2 separate regions of the Homo sapiens genome follow, and region 2 is linked to region 1. The links are chromatin loops, found by intact Hi-C in ENCODE. Cell type or tissue: A673. All regions are shown on one strand. Links, peaks and the distances in the headings refer to the core of each region. The heading gives the core; the rest is flanking DNA.

Evidence for each region. Peaks named below come from ENCODE experiments on the same cell type or tissue, not always from the same donor. Only the 100,000 strongest peaks of a DNase experiment are listed, where the experiment ranks them.
Region 2: it touches region 1 in a loop (7-fold over the local background); 3 of 110 quality-filtered maps call a loop at or near these places.

What each region holds. Positions count from the first base shown.
Region 1 is chr6:19,847,401-19,855,326 of GRCh38, reverse strand. No RefSeq gene overlaps it. Among named protein-coding and RNA genes, the nearest start is that of ID4, 14 kb to the right of the region's middle. In A673, for the core only: a CTCF peak has its summit at 3,297; a DNase peak (open chromatin) is centred at 3,306; H3K27ac peaks cover 747 bases.
Region 2 is chr6:18,523,789-18,531,714 of GRCh38, reverse strand. All of the region lies in intron 1 of MIR548A1HG (MIR548A1 host gene), which reads right to left. Among named protein-coding and RNA genes, the nearest start is that of MIR548A1HG, 5.0 kb to the right of the region's middle. RefSeq lists an enhancer at 3,488-4,123. In A673, for the core only: a CTCF peak has its summit at 3,232 (motif pointing left); DNase peaks (open chromatin) are centred at 1,314 and 3,164; H3K27ac peaks cover 3,710 bases.

The sequences.
Region 1 (7,926 bases), core at 1,100-6,099:
GTGCATTTTAATCTTCTAGTGGCCTGATTGGACCATCCGACAATTTCAGCATTTGTTTTGCTGGGAGAAGGACAGTGCCATTCATTTTTTTTCCCCTATTTGGAGCTGCAGTGAGATCACTCCTCCCTCTCGATGACCAGGTAATGGCCATTTGCAATATGAGACTACTATGGCAAAGAGACAGGTCAAAGGGGAATGATGTTTTATGATCAAGCTGAAAAATCTATAGGGAGTCGGGGGAGCTCAAAGATGCCTGTGAGAGACAGATAGACAAAGAGATTGCCATAGAAAAATAGAAATCAACTTTCTGATAAGACATTCTTAGACTCAGTCATACTGAGAGGTGACAGCGTGCTGGCAGTCCTCACAGCCCTCGCTCGCTCTCGGGACCTTCTCTGCCTGGGCTCCCACTTTGGCAGCACTTGAGGAGCCCTTAAGCCCACCGCTGCACTGTGGGAGCCCCTTTCTGGGCTGGTCAAGGCCGGAGCCGGCTCCCTCAGCTGGCAAGGAGGTGTGGAGAGAGAGGCGCGAGCGGGAACCAGGGCTGCGCGCGGGGCTTGCAGGCCAGCTGGAGTTCCGCGTGGGCGTGGGCTTGGCGGCCCCGCACTCGGAGCAACCGGCCGGCCCTGCCGGCCCCGGGCAATGAGGGGCTTAGCACCCGGGCCAGCGGCTGAGGAGGGTGTACTGGGTCCCCCAGCAGTGCCAGCCCACCGGTGCTGCGCTCGACTTCTCGCCGGGTCTTAGCTGCCTTCCCGCGGGGCAGGGCTCGGGACCTGCAGCCCGCCATGCCTGAGCCTCCCACCCGCTCCGTGGGCTCCTGTGCGGCCCGAGCCTTCCCGATGAGCGCCGCCCCCTGCTGCACGGCACCCAGTCCCATCCACCACCCAAGGGCTGAGGAGTGCCGGCGTGAGAGTGGCAGGTAGCTCCGCCTGCAGCCCCGGTGCGGGATCCACTGGGTGAAGCCAGCTGGGCTCCTGAGTCTGGTGGGGACGTGGAGAACCTTTACCTCTAGCTCAGGGATCGTAAATACAACAATCAGCACTCTGTGTCTAGCTCAAGGTTTGTAAACACACCAATCAGCACCCTGTGTCTAGCTCAGGGTTTGTGAATGCACCAATCCACACTCTGTATCTACTCTGTACTACTCTGGTGGGGCCTTGGAGAACCTTTATGTCTAGCTCAGGGATTGTAAATACACCAATCGGCACTCTGTATCTAGCTCAAGGTTTGTAAACACACCAATCAGCACCCTGTGTCTAGCTCAGGGTTTGTGAATGCACCAATCCACACTCTGCATCTACTCTGTACTACTCTGGTGGGGCCTTGGAGAACCTTTGTGTGGACACTGTATCTAGCTAATCTGGTGGGGACGTGGAGAACCTTTGTGTCTAGCTCAGGGATTGTACACTCACCAGTCAGCGCCCTCAAAACATACCACTCGGCTCTACCAGTAAGCAAGATGTGGGTGGGGCCAGATAAGAGAATAAAAGCAGGCTGCGCGAGTCAGCAGTGGAAACCCTCTGGGGTCCTCTTCCACGCTGTGTAAACTTTGTTCTTTTGCTCTTTGCAATAAATCTTGCTACTGCTCACTCTTCGGGTCCACACTGCTTTTATGAGCTATAACACTCACCGTGAAGGTCTGCAGCTTCACTCCTGAAGCCAGCGAGACCACAAGGCTACTGGGAGGAACCAACAACTCCAGATGCGCCGCCTTAAGAGCTGTAACACCGCGAAGGTCTGCAGCTTCACTCCTGAGCCAACGAGACCACGAACCCACCAAAAGGAAGAAACTGAACACATCCGAATATCAGAAGGAACGAACTCCAGACGCGCCACTTTAACAGCTGTAACACCGTGAGGGTCCGCGGCTTCATTCTTTAAGTCAGTGAGACCAAGAACCCACCAATTCCAGACACAATATTATGATTTTTCTCAGCACTATATTGTTGCTATCTTCTTGTCCTCCAAAAAACCCCGCATGATTTTGAGGAAAAGTTGGCAATAGTTTCTTTCTTTTTATTTTTAGGGGTCATGTTCACCTGTTCTTTCTCGTGTTTGGTAGGCACTAGGAAATAGGAGCGTTGATTATCCAGGGACGTCAGGGTAGCACAGGGAGACGTTATGAGGGAGGGGTTGAGGGAGGGGCCATGGTACCAATGGTTACTGGAGAATGCTCCCATTGCAGCAGAGCAGTTGTTGGGGAGGTCTGCACAAAACCTGGGTTAATGAGCCGTGCCTAGCCCAGCAGGTTTAACTTCCTAGAAGGGCTGCCTATGTCCCTGTGACCTGTCACTGCTGTGAGAACCTCAACCTCTACTGTCTGGGAAGGATGGCTATCTTCAGCTGGACAGGCTTGCAAATCGTATTCTGGCATACTTCTTCATTTCAGTATCTTTATCAACAGAACTACATGCAGACACTTTAGGGGAATTAATAGATCAGCCCAGAGGGGGCAGGCGGATAAGAAATGAAATTACAATAGCGAAGTTATGGAAACAACCTAAGCATCTGTCAATGGATGAATAGGTAAAGAAAATGTAGTGTATATATACATACTGGAATATTATTCGACCTTAAAAAAGAAGGAAATCCTCCTATTTGTGACAACATGGATGAACCTGGAGGATGTTAAGTGAAATAAACCAGAAACAGAAAACTGTATAACCTCACTTATATATGGAATGTAAAAAGGTAAAACTCATCAAAGCAGGTTTAGAAGGGTAGTTATGGGGAGAGGCTGGGGGAGTAAGGAGATGTTGGTCAACGGGTACAAATTTTCAGTTACGCAAGATGAATAAGTTCTGGAAATCCAGTGTACAACATGGTGGCAATAGTTAATGATATTGTGCAGTATACTTGAAATTTGATAAGAGGGTAGAGCGTTTAAGTGTTGTCAGCACACACATACACACACAAATGGTAATGATATCAGGTGTTGGATAAGTTAATTAGCTTGATTGCGATGATCATTTTACAATGTATACATATGTGAAAACATCAAGTTGTATACCTTAAATATATGGAATTTTTATTTGTCAATTATACCTCAATAAGCTGGGAAAAAAGAAAAGAACAAGTAATAGCATGCTTTATACTTCTTTTGCTGCTTCATAAAATTGGTTTTGCTTTTGCTTTGGAAGAACACCAGCAGAGAAAGTAGCACTCAAAAGGGGAGTTAAAGTGCTGTTCCAGTAGGCTCTGGATTAGCCAGAAGGTTGAAGCAGCCCCTAGACAGGGAAAAGAGGCTGTCTTCAGGCAATAGGCCCTATTTAGGAGTGCAGTGTGCCCTAAAATTCAAAAGAGGGCAGCAGATAACTTGCACTGCCTGTAGGACCAGGAAAGCGTGTAACTTGAGGAATGTCAGCAGGAAAATTTACTGGTTTTTCAAAACTCACGTCATGCAAGGGTTAGGTGAACCAGAAATTGTGTTTCATAAATTGTGTGTTTAAGTGTAAAAGCAAATATTTGATGAATGGGATCTAAGGAGCTTTGGTGATGTGGAGGGGCAAGTGCAGGCAGATTGTCCACCATGGCAGCCTCGTGCTCTGTTATTTAGTGATATAAAACCTTGCGGTGGCAAGGTCAGCAAAGTTAAGGCCAGAGTGCATGAGAAATAGCTGTGGAGTGTGAGGTGAAGAGGCTGCGTGTGTGCTTGTACAGTCTCCTCGTTGCTTTCACCGAGTCTCTCCAATGAGCGCGACCCTCCTCACAAAGTGTGCACAGTGCTTCTCTCCTGGGTAAATTTACAGGATGTGGGAGACAGTGAGTCTCTCTGAGATTTTCCAGCACTTCCAGAAGAAAGAAAGTTTGTGTTAGGAAGGACAGGCCCCAGCTCCCTGGGACTTCAGGGAGGCTGGGGGGAGCTGCAGTGGAGAAGAGGAGGAGGTTGCTGAAGGAGAAGCAGCCTGAAGTTCTCAGGTTGAAAATACAAACCTTAGCCCCATCCTGCGGAATTTTGGGATTTCATTCCTAGGATCACCCTATAGACCTCTTTATGATTCAGTTTCCTGGAAAAGATGATATTATGGTATGGATCCTAAACACAGTTTCACAAGGAAGTTCTGTGTCTTTTGGCAGGGGAAGAATAGTGAACAAAGTGCAATCTTACTTTTAAAATAAATCTTGAAATGATATTGCAAGCCTTATGAGATCTCTGATAATCTTTTTTTATTTGACCTGGTTTTAAGTAATTCTTTTTATTCTTGATGTTTTTCTTAAAAGCATTTTAGAATCATTCAACCTTCTAAGAAAGCATCAAACCATATAAGCAATCTAATCTAAAAAATGATACCTCTAAAAGTTGAAACTTTTGTTTATTTTGACTACTTTTTGATTACTGGAAAGAATAAAAAAATTTTACTCTATCAACATTGGATTATATAAACTGTAAAGAGCTTCTACTAAGACGTGTGAAAATGCACATTTTCTTTTTTTATATAACTTCAAAATTAACAGATACTATACTGTTTAGATACATACCTGATGCTAGATAAAGAGTTCCTGAGAAACATGCCCTAAACTTTTGGACTGATTTAATATGAAACAATTACTACAGAGCTGAGTTAATCAGCCCCTTTATAGATTTTGGCGAAGATGATTCTCTTCATATGTATAATAATGAAAACCAAACTTGGCAAAAGCTCACAGGTCTACAGTGACTGTGTATTTCTTTGCATTCTCTAGAATATTGAGGGAGGAGATTATTTTTTACTGGTGTTTTACTCTCAGGAAATTAGAATTGCAAGTTGATAAACAAGTTGATAGGGTCTTTAGGGCCTGTGTGATCAATCAGGACTTCTGGGGTTCCTGTAGGTATCCTTGAAGTCTGCTTGTGGGTTGTATAGTCCAGAGTGATCATGAGATCTTTCACCTCAGAATGACTGTAGATGAAAAGATACATTTCTTTTGCCAGAGCAGTTCTCTCTAGAGTTTCAAAAACAATAATTTTGTTCTCTCAGGAACATAGCCCTCTCAGGAATAACTCCAGTCGGTCCTCAAATTACAAATACAGAAAGAATGGCTGTGTTTACAGAATTTTTATAAGAGAAAAATGATCTGTAAAAAAAAAGAAATATATGCATCAGAACAAATAGGAATTTTTAAAAGAAACAACTCCTAAGATAAATACTGAAAAAAAGAAATGCTCTGATAATATAAATGATTCTACTATGTACTGAACTCAATAAAGTCTCCTTGACTGTGAGTTGGAAGCCCTGAAATTTTGCTGGCAGCTCTGCCCCTAAGTTAGGTCATCTTATGAAGGACACATTTTATTTTATTTTTATTTTTTTGTAGAGACAGTGTCTTGTTCCATCACCCAGGCTGGAGTGCAGTGGCGCGATCATGGCTCACTGCAGCCTTGAGCTCCTGGGCTCAAGTGATCCTCCCACCTTAGCTTTTTGAGTAGCTGAAACTATAGACGCATGCCACCATGCCCGGTTATTTTTTTAAATTTTCTTTATAGAGACAAGGTTGTGCTATGTTGTTCAGGACAGTCTGGAACTCTTGGGCTCACATGCTCCTCCCACCTAGGCCTCTCAGAGTGCTGGGATTATAGGAGTGAGCCACCATGCCCAGCCTCAAAAGGCATATTTTAAAGCGTCACAGCCTCAGTTTCATTTTCGGTAAAATGAGGGAATTGGATTTTATTTCAAAATTCTATTATTTTCTGATTCATTGAATTATTGCAAAGAACATAATGAACTCCCAAATACTGGTGTCTCCATCCTGTTGAATTAATCTCAGCTTTAGTTTATAGGGAAGCATAGCCACTAGAAATTATGTTAAACATAAATTATAAAAGGTACATTTTTCTAAGTCATGAAGAAATACATAAATTTTATGTTGTTTTCAACCTTAGTCTGTCTCTTAAATACCACATGGCATACTGTGTACCACTCTGTTATTATGTCTTTCGTTTTCAGAATTGTTTTCTACCAGGAGACTATTATTAGGGTAGCCCGATGACTTGGCCCTGAATATGGGAGTTCATGTGTAGAGTTCCTCCCTCTGTCCCATCCTCAGCATTTATGTCAGTCCTACAGCACTTAGTTAACTATCAGAAAATGGATCAAAAAGCAAACAAGTATCCCATCTGACCGTGTTAACAGCAAAATCAACAGATATAAGGCCCCCTTTTAATTTCCTGGAGGCCGTCACCTCGTTTCTTCTGCTGTTTCACTACTGCAGTCCTTTCTTGTTCCTCAGACTCTCGTCCTTCCTCAAATCCTTCTCCTTCCATCAACATTTATGTCATTTATGTCTTCGGTGCGCACAGAACTTCAGGTTTATTCTGAAGAGAAATAAATGAAACAGAAAATAGCTTCTGCACTGGGAAGGCTTAAAAATCTCTTCTCCCTGAAATGTTTGTGCATTTTTGAAATCTTTGTCCTCCATATGGAGTGAACACACACACACCCTGCTCCTCTATTCTTCTTAACCCTGTTTTCATACTGGAAGAGGGCAGGCACATGCTAATCATTCCTGTCCCTATTCAGCAAGCATGCGACTTGCTGAAAACCTACCTCCTTGAAGCAGCAGGATGAATACAGATAGAAATGATTAGAGGGGAGGAACTTACAAATACTGAATAGCTCATGTGCCTGACACTGTGTTAGGGGAGACTCTCAGGGCTGAGTAGTACTGTGTCATCATTATAAGAGAAAGTTTTAGAACGGCTCAGAGAGGTTAAGTAACTTGCCTGAGGCCACACAGTAAGTGTTAGAGCTCAGAATCTAATTCTGCAAACTTTCTGATTTTTCCTTTATAAAAGATCTTATTCAATTTTGGAAGAATTGAAGTTATTCTTCATTGTTTTTTAATTCATGAAAATTGTATACAATTCTATGAAGAAGGAATCTAATATATGAAATTAAGGTATTATTATATTACAGCATATCCCAATTTTACATGGATTTAGTATTTTTGTGTTAGATAGCCATGTATTAGGATAGTTCTAAGGCAAATGCAGCAGTTGAGATAAGACCATTTAGCCTCTTTTTCTACATCATGTTGTAGGCAATCCCTTAGGATGATATACTACACTAGGGGAAATGAAATTTTTTTTTCTAAATTTGTTTTTCCAGAAGAATCTCTTTACCATTAAAGCAATGCTGCTCATGGCTACCTATATAGGCCTACTAGCTTCTCCAAACATCACATAGAGGTAAAGAGAGAAGGTAATGATTTGGAAGGACATATAAGAGGGTGAAAAAAATTCTTTCTTTTAGGTTTTTGCTTAGAAAACAATGATTGCGTGTGAGAACAAAGTGGGTTATTATAAATGTTTTGACACATAGCTAGATTGGAATGAAGATCAAGGGTATGAAGGACTCAACATCTTGACCCTAGACCTGTCCCAGGATCCCACTCCAAGGTCTCATGTATGCAGCAGCTCCCTCTTGGGCATCTCCTGTTACCAACTTCCTCTTCCCATGAGCTGTTATTGCCACTTCTGTTGATATTATATTAACCTTTTCTCTTTACTCGATAAGAGCTCCTGGAAAATTAGAAATTGGTGTCGAAGAGTAGGAGAAACACACCGTGTGTGGCATAACAATAATAGCTTACACCTACATACCATTTTGGAGCTTACAATACTGTTTCTCAATGGTTCCTGGGAGACTTGCCTCATTCACCAGGTGAAAGCTCAAATGCAGACTTCTGTGTCATACCCCACACCTGATGAATCAGAATCTCAGTGGTGGGGGGTACCTGGATTAGTGGAATTCAGAAAGTCATCTCTTCAGATTTTTTTTTTTTTTTTGAGATGGAGTTTCGCTCTTGTTGCCCAGGCTGGAGTGCAGTGGCGTGATCTTGGCTCACCGCAACCTCTGCCTCCCGGGTTCAAGCAATTCTCCTGCCTCAGCCTCCTGAGTAGCTGGGATTACAGTCATGCGCCACCACGCCCGGCTAATTTTGTATTTT
Region 2 (7,926 bases), core at 990-5,989, 1.3 Mb after region 1:
ACTATACAGTAAGGTAAAATAACAAGATAAAAAATTTTTAAAAGAAAGAAAACAATGAAGCCAGAGAAAAACAGGGATAGAAAAGTAAGTGGAAGCCACAAGTGGGCCAGAGAGGCCATGATTTTGGCTCAAAGAGTCTTTGTATTAATAGTCACAACTCTGGAAGAGCCACAGGGTCCGTGAGAACTGAGCAAGTCAGTGACTTAGGAAAAGCTCATTTCTTCTCTGTACTGAAAACAGGGAGAAAATTCCACCTTGGACCATCAAAGAGGTGATTTATAATGTAGCAAATGATATTCTCAATACTGACCTTTGAGATAAAGAACTTGGTTTGAGGATGTCACATGGAACTGTATATGCCTTTAGAAAAATCCAATGAATATTTCATGCAAAAAGTTGAGAATGTGAACCTGAAGCTCAGAAAGTCAGGAATAAAACTACAAATGAATTTGGAATTTTCCCACATGAAAGAGATGCCCAGTGTGCAGATAAGAACACAGTAAGAAAAACAGAATTGAAAAGGTCCCATTGCTATGATGGTTTAATGCCTATGATACACAGCCTAAATAAAGATATAATATTGCCACCAAAACTATATATTAATAGGTTTCAAACATGAATTAGCATTTAACTAAAAACATGAGAATGCTTCCCTCTTGGAAAAAAAGAAAGCTAAATTCATCAAATTTTAAATTTATAAAACAGATGGATGATTAGCATTCAAAATGATTCAACATTGGATGTCAACGTTGATTTTTTTTTTGACCGGCAATTGCCCTTAGGAAAGTCAGTTTATGAAATTTCACTTCTCACTAGTTTTTCAGCACACATCCATTGTATTAGATGTGGAAAACATAGTTTAAAAACTGTCATCCCAAAAATTGTTTGAAAAGTTTCTATGATAGATAGGTTAACAAACTCTGTTGGATAGATGAGCTATTCTGCTATGTCATGAAAAGGTAGAACTTTCTGATAAGGCTATTTCAAAAAAAGTAAATATATCCCAAAGATTGATGTATGAGTGAGGATTGCTTTGGCTGCAATCATCAGAAACTGATTCTAACTTTTAAAATTATATATATGCATATATATATTTAAAAATTATTGGCTCACAGATCAAAGGAAATATTGAAAAGTCAGGCATTGGTGTTACCAGGATGAATCAGTCACTGCTAATTCTCCATTCCATACCACTAGAATCAGGATTTCTAGTCCTGAGGCAAAGAGCATTGCTTCGTATGCCCAACTCTTGGCTAGACAAGGACAGGGCCCCTTTGATCAACAGCTCCTCTTGGGCTGCACATAGCCTTTTTTAAAAGGATGTCAAAGTCATGCTATGACAAAAGATAATAGGCAGGAAGGAAACAGCAATGAATGTCTACAACACACAGCAAGCATGCATTTCTGATAGGAAAGCAAAAACAACCATGGATGTTGACATATAAAATGAATCCAATCATCATCCCAGAAATGCAAGTATTTTCATGTTCATATGCCTTGAATATCTTAAGAACCCAGAAATTTATTCTAGGTTACTATCAATTCAGAAAGACTCTTCATCAGATAGGGAGGATTTTTTTTCTATCGATAGGAACATAACAGGACCACTCTGTCTTGTTCTTATATTTCATAAAAATAAAACTAAAAGGAACAAGAGGTATGTTTGACCTTATATTTGAAATAAGCCAACATTATATTAAAATATTAATGCAACCTTAGACAATGTTAATAGAAAATTAAGTCCAAATGACAGGAAATACAGTCTCAGTGACTTCTCTCCTACTCAAACAGAGCACTGTTTTGAATTCTGAGTTTTATAATTTAGAAAGAATGGGCTCATGCCTTTAATCTCAGCACTTTGGGAGGCTGAGGTAGGTGGATCGCTTGAGCTCAAGAGTTCGAAACCAGCCTGGGCAACACAGCAAAACCCCATCTCTACAAAAAATACAAAAATTAGCTGGCCGTGGTGGCATGCCTGTAGTCCCAGCTACTTGGGAGGCTGAGGCAGGAGAATCACTTGAACTCTGGAGGCAGAGATTGCAGTGAGCCAAGATTGTGGCACTGCACTCCAGCCTGGTAACAGAGCGAGACTCTGTCTCAAACAACAACAACAAAAAATTAGTCAGGCATGGTGGAGTGCACCTGTGGTCCCAGCTACTCGAGAGGCTCAGGTGGGAGAATCACCTTAGTCTGGGAGGTCAAGGCTGCAGTAAGCCAAGATCACACCACTGCGCTCCATCTTGGGTGACAGAGTGAGACCCTGTCTCAAAAAAAAAGAAAGAAAGAAAGGATGCAGCAAATTAAGAGCACACTCAGAGGACATGACAGGACAGCAAAGAAACCATTGGAATAACAATGAGGGGAAACAGGAACATTTAACATATAGAAAAGAGGATTTGGGACTTAAATGACAACGGTCTTGAGTGCACTGTGCTGTACGGCAAAGAAAAATTGAATGTGTTCTCCAAAGATCTAGAATCCGGTTCCTACTCTATTCCTATTTACTGTGTGATCTCAAGCAGGTTGCTTCCCTTCTCTGGGTCTTATGTCTTCACCTTTATAAAAGGAGGTGTTGTTTTGTGAGCAATGGCAGGGGGTTTTCATCAGACTTAGGTTCAAATCCCACCTACATGGCTTACCAGTTACGTGGTTTTGATCTGAGCCTTTGTAAAATACAGATAAATAAAGATGAAAATTCCCTCAGAGCTTATTGTGAGAATTAAATAAAATAATGTAAATAAGATGCCTGGTGCAATGCTGATACATAGTTGATACTCAATAAATTATAATTTACAATTACTAATTACCAATAAATGGTAAATACAGTTATTCAGTAATACGACTCTATAAAAGATGTGAAATGCCATTACAAGAAGGCGATACAGTTTTCTGCCATGTTGCAAGACCAGCGATAAAAGTTATAGGAAAGCAGGTTTTTCACTAATTGAAGAAATAACTTTCTAATAAGTAGAACTAACAAGAAAAAAAAGCTGCCTTGCGAAGTAGCAAAGTTCCCAACACTAGGAATGTTCAACAGGGTCATGAAGAATATCTGTTGGGGACACTACAGAACAGCTTCCTATATTTTGAATGAGAAATAGATAAGATCCCTTCCTAATTCAAATGTCTATGACTTTCAGCTGAATGCAGTACCAAGTGCATTCATAGTTTATAATATTAATGTACCACTGCCCTCTAGTGTATAACCTAAGAAGATAAAATCACTGATTAAAAAAAAGGAAAAAAATGTTTGCACAAGCATCATGCAAAATTATTTTTATTGACAAAAAGTTATCTCACCAATCATTGAGTAGAACCTTCTTATTTTCAGGTGAGAAAACTAGAGGACAGAAAGTGATACAATTAGCCCAAAGTCACAGGGCTACACAGCACAGAGCTGGGATAAGAATCTCACTCTCTAACTCTCAGGTCAGGGTTCTTCCTGACATGTCACATTCCTGAGGCTGCAGCATAGATCCAGTTATCCTTGGATAGCATCACTTGTCTGAGCCAAAACTCTTTGGTTCTAACCACGTAACTGGACAAGTTTCTCTCAGCACGATGAGTCCAGCACATCCTCAATCACAAGTTCAAACCCTTACAACCATGTTGCTGAAAAAAAAACAATGGTTAATGAGGCCATGTTGACAAGCATAGTTCATTATCAGCAAGCTAATGACCACTCAGGCCGCAGCAGGGATGCCAGCCTACAATTAGGTCTGCAGTGATGTACAAACAGAAAGGGACTCTAGTTATAATTAAACCTGATCCTTTAGTCCAATTGCTCATTAGGAAAGAAAATAAAACAATCCACAGATCCCACACAAGAAGGCCTAAAACTAATGCTTTGGTCCGGGGATGAAATGTTAGGCCATTGAGCTATTAGCCCATGTCTGTCTGCTGCTGAATGAGCACTTAAGCTTATATTCTTATTCAAAATACTTTGTAATGAAGGAGGATTGGTTTTCATCTTACTGATTTTGAAAGCCGTGGCACAAAGGATGCTGGATAATTTTTCATTTTCTTCATTTTGCCTATCACGATTGTTCAATCGTTTTTCCTGTGGACCTGTATTACTTGTGCAATTAAATATATTTAAAAAGTACTAAATCTTGCCAAAATCTCTTCAAGTAATGAAAACTAGGCATTAAACATAAGAATACACATAAGCACGAGCCTTTCATAATTAGAAGAAGGAACTACCTCTATAGAAAGGCAACATGATGTTATAAAAATAAAAAAGTCAGCACAGTATATGGGTTCTGAAACCAGAGGACTGGAATTCATGCGACAGCTTTGCTAGTGAACCCTTGGACGGGTATCTAAAATTTTAAAGGAAGGTGTCTGTGATTAAATGAAAGGTCTAGGTAAAGATCCTAGGAGATGTGAAAAAAAAAAAGTGATTCATAAATTACAGGTTCCTTCCTCTTCCCCATATTCCCCTGCATTGCTTTTCTGTCCTCATAATTCCTAAAATATGTCTAAATCTAGAAAGAGATGTCTTACTAAGAAAGACCAATTGAAAGCTTTGAATTGATGAGGAAAGAAGATGTAAGTAGGCCTAAGGAGGGAAAGTAGTAAGAAGAGAGGGAGAAGAGGAGGCAGTATTAACAAGAAAGAAGAGAGAATGGGCTTCATTTGGAGACAAATTCTCTGGAGCCTTGAGAAGAGGTGGGGAGGACATTGGAAGAGTGAAGCTAATGAGATTAGAAAAGGTTTGTTTTCTCCCTTTCTTCCCATTTAGTCCCTTCCTTACCTTTTTGTCTCTTTCAGATTCTTAAATGATGAAGCCCTTTCTTATTCCTGTCCATTTATCCTTCATCTGCAACTTCTTTCTCGTTACTCAGTGCCCTAGCCGTGTGCTTTTGAATCAATCTCGCCAGCACCCTCTGGAAGTGTGTGTCATCAATTATCTTTTCATTACATAACGTTTCTCACACATACCTTCAATCTGCTCTTCTCTACTGGTCTCTTATCTGTCTATCTAAAAGCATTCTTAGGTTTTCTCTGTACTTAAGATTCAATCCCAGGAGCCCTTATATTGCCATGTGCTCCCTGGGTAACAGAAAGGGAAAGCACTGTGAAGAATACATCATTCTTTAAAAAACCAGTTCCTGCGCTCAAGGGGCTTACCAATTAGTTGTGGAGAAAAGACTATGTCATTAGAAACAATGGTGATCAATAAAAGGAGTATATAATTAAGTCCTAAATTGGCTCGTCAGACTCTGAGTCTCTACAGCTTGGGGGATGCACGCCAAGGAGTTCCCCAAGGTGCTATGGTAAGGGATGATTTGGAGGAAGCACCAGGCCAGAATATTGCACAAAGCAATTACTCAATAAATATTTGTGATTTGGTTTGAGACAAAATGTTAGCTAAGCCTTGAAAATCATTATAAGATCGCCACTTCTCCCACCTACTTGACAATTCTCCTTCTTCATTGGTTTTAAGGTGCATATTGTTTCACATCTTAACAATTCTGGAACAAGGATGTATTTTTCAATCAAGGAGACTCAGCATGTGTTACAGACTAATTGCCAGTGCTTTTTCTTTCTTAGTGGTATATAAAATAATGGTACAACTTACAACCGATGGCTTCTTAGATTCCATAAAACACAGTTTTTTTGTGTATCCAGTATATTTCAGGTTGCTATTTTAGGCCCTAGGGATATGTGAATAAGAAATGTAAAGTTTTTCTTTTGTGAAGCTTGCATTGTGATAGAGGAAGACAGATAATAAACAAATTAACAAATATATGATACACTGATGCCAGGTATGGTGACACAGACTGAATAGGAACTAGATTTAGGCCTAGATCCCAATCTACTGTGCAGGAAAATAAAAAATAATGAGAAGTGAAGTTTTTAAAAATCAGATTTCACGTACGAGAAATAGCAATTTGGAAGGAATTTACACATATTTTGGGTATTTCATCTCCTCTGCTAGACAGTGAGCTCCTTGAAAACTTTTTATAAAGGGCAATTTACTTAATTTTACTACAAAAGCTGAAAAATATAGTATGGATTGGACCCTTGATCTCAAGGGTCAGGAAACTTTTTCTGTATAGAGCCAGAGAGTCAATAATTTCAGCTTTGCACATCATATGCTCAATGACACAACTACTCACCTCTGCCATTGTAACACAAAAGCAACATGGATAAATACATAGATAAGCATGGCTGTTTTCCAACAAAATTTGGTTTATAAACACAAGTCGCAGGCTGAATTGGCTCCACATTGCAGTTTCCCAACCCCTGAACTAGGTAGCTATTCCTAAAGGCTCCTAGAACTCTGGAATTCTTTGAGATCTAAGCCTGGAGACCTATTTACCACAGCATATACAAATGATCCTCGACTACAATGGTTTGGCTTACAATTATTTTTCATTTTTAATGGTGCAAAAGCAATACACATTCAATAAATACCATACTTTGAGTACTCATACAGCCATTCTGTTTTTCACTTTCAGTATGTTATTTAATAAATTACACGAGATGTTCAACACTTTATTGTAAAATGGGCTTTGTGTTAGATGATTTGGCCCAGCTGCAGGCTAACATAAGTGTTCTGAGTATGTTGAAAGTCAGCTAGGCTAAGCTATGACATTTGATAAACCTATAGGTGTATTAAATGCATTTTTCCTTATAATAGTTTCAATTTGCAATGGGTTTATTGAGATGTAACCCCTCGAAGGCAAGGAGCATCTGTACAACATCCACAAGATTCCCCAGATTGTTAGTAAGGCCACAGAAACAAACCAAGAAAAGGGGAGCAGCAATGTTTCTGGGGTATCATATGTGGAGATGAACCCATTTACAAAGGTTTGCTCAAAAACCAAAAATTTCAACTCATCCCAACATACATGGCCTTCCAGATAGATTCAGGGAATCCTGCACTAAAAAGAACAGGTCTTTTTACAGCCACAGATAGGAGGTCAGCAGGTGATTAGTGAGGTCTGCATGCTCAGACCTGGCTTGTTGCACTGCGGTCAATTACACAGCTGGTTACAAGTGTGTGTTTGCACCTGTTCAAGCCTTCAAATGTGCTAATCCTATATTAATTAAGCAACTTCTTAGAAGCAGGTTAAAAACAAATTAGACCCTGCCATCCCATGCCTGTTCCAGCCTTCCCTTGGTAGCCCTTCATCTATAAGGGATCATCTACAGAGGGTAAGGAGCAATGTTTCTTCGTAATTCGGGAGGGGCTCATTATGCCCCATCAATTAGTGCTGCCACCACTTAGTGAAAACAGTTGTTGGTACATAGCCCATATTAGTGACTAATTAATAAGGGTTGATTAGCTAAGCCCCCTCACAAGGTATAACAGGCAACAGCCACCTTCCACAAGGACTACGGATTAAAACAGAGATATCAACAATGTAAAATGAAAGAAATTTTGCTGGTGACCCTCATCTTTTTTTTTTTTGCTTGGAGACGGAGTCTCACTCTTTTTCACCCAGGCCGGAGTGCAGTGGCGCTGTCTGCAAACTCCGCCTGCCGGTTCACGCCATTCTCCTGCCTCAGCCTCCCGAGTAGCTTGGACTATAGGCGCCCGGCTAATTTTTTGTATTTTTAGTAGAAATGGGGTTTCACCGTGTTAGCCAGGATGGTCTCGATCTCCTGACCTCGTGATCCGCCTGCCTCGGCCTCCCAAAGTGCTGGGATTACAGGCTTGAGCCACCGCGCCCGGCTACCCTCATCTTTCTGAATGGGTTAAGAGACAGCACAGTCCATAGCTAACCAGTACACCTTATGATTTCAATACATTGAAATGATTTCAGTTGCCAAGGATGTCTGGCTTGTTATTCTTTGAATCATTGATAAAGGGAGGAAAGTAGTACCATAGCAGATTAATGTGGGAGCTTATCTCAGGGAGGTAGAAAAATCGACCCTGTACATGTAGGATGCACACCATACTGCAAAACATAG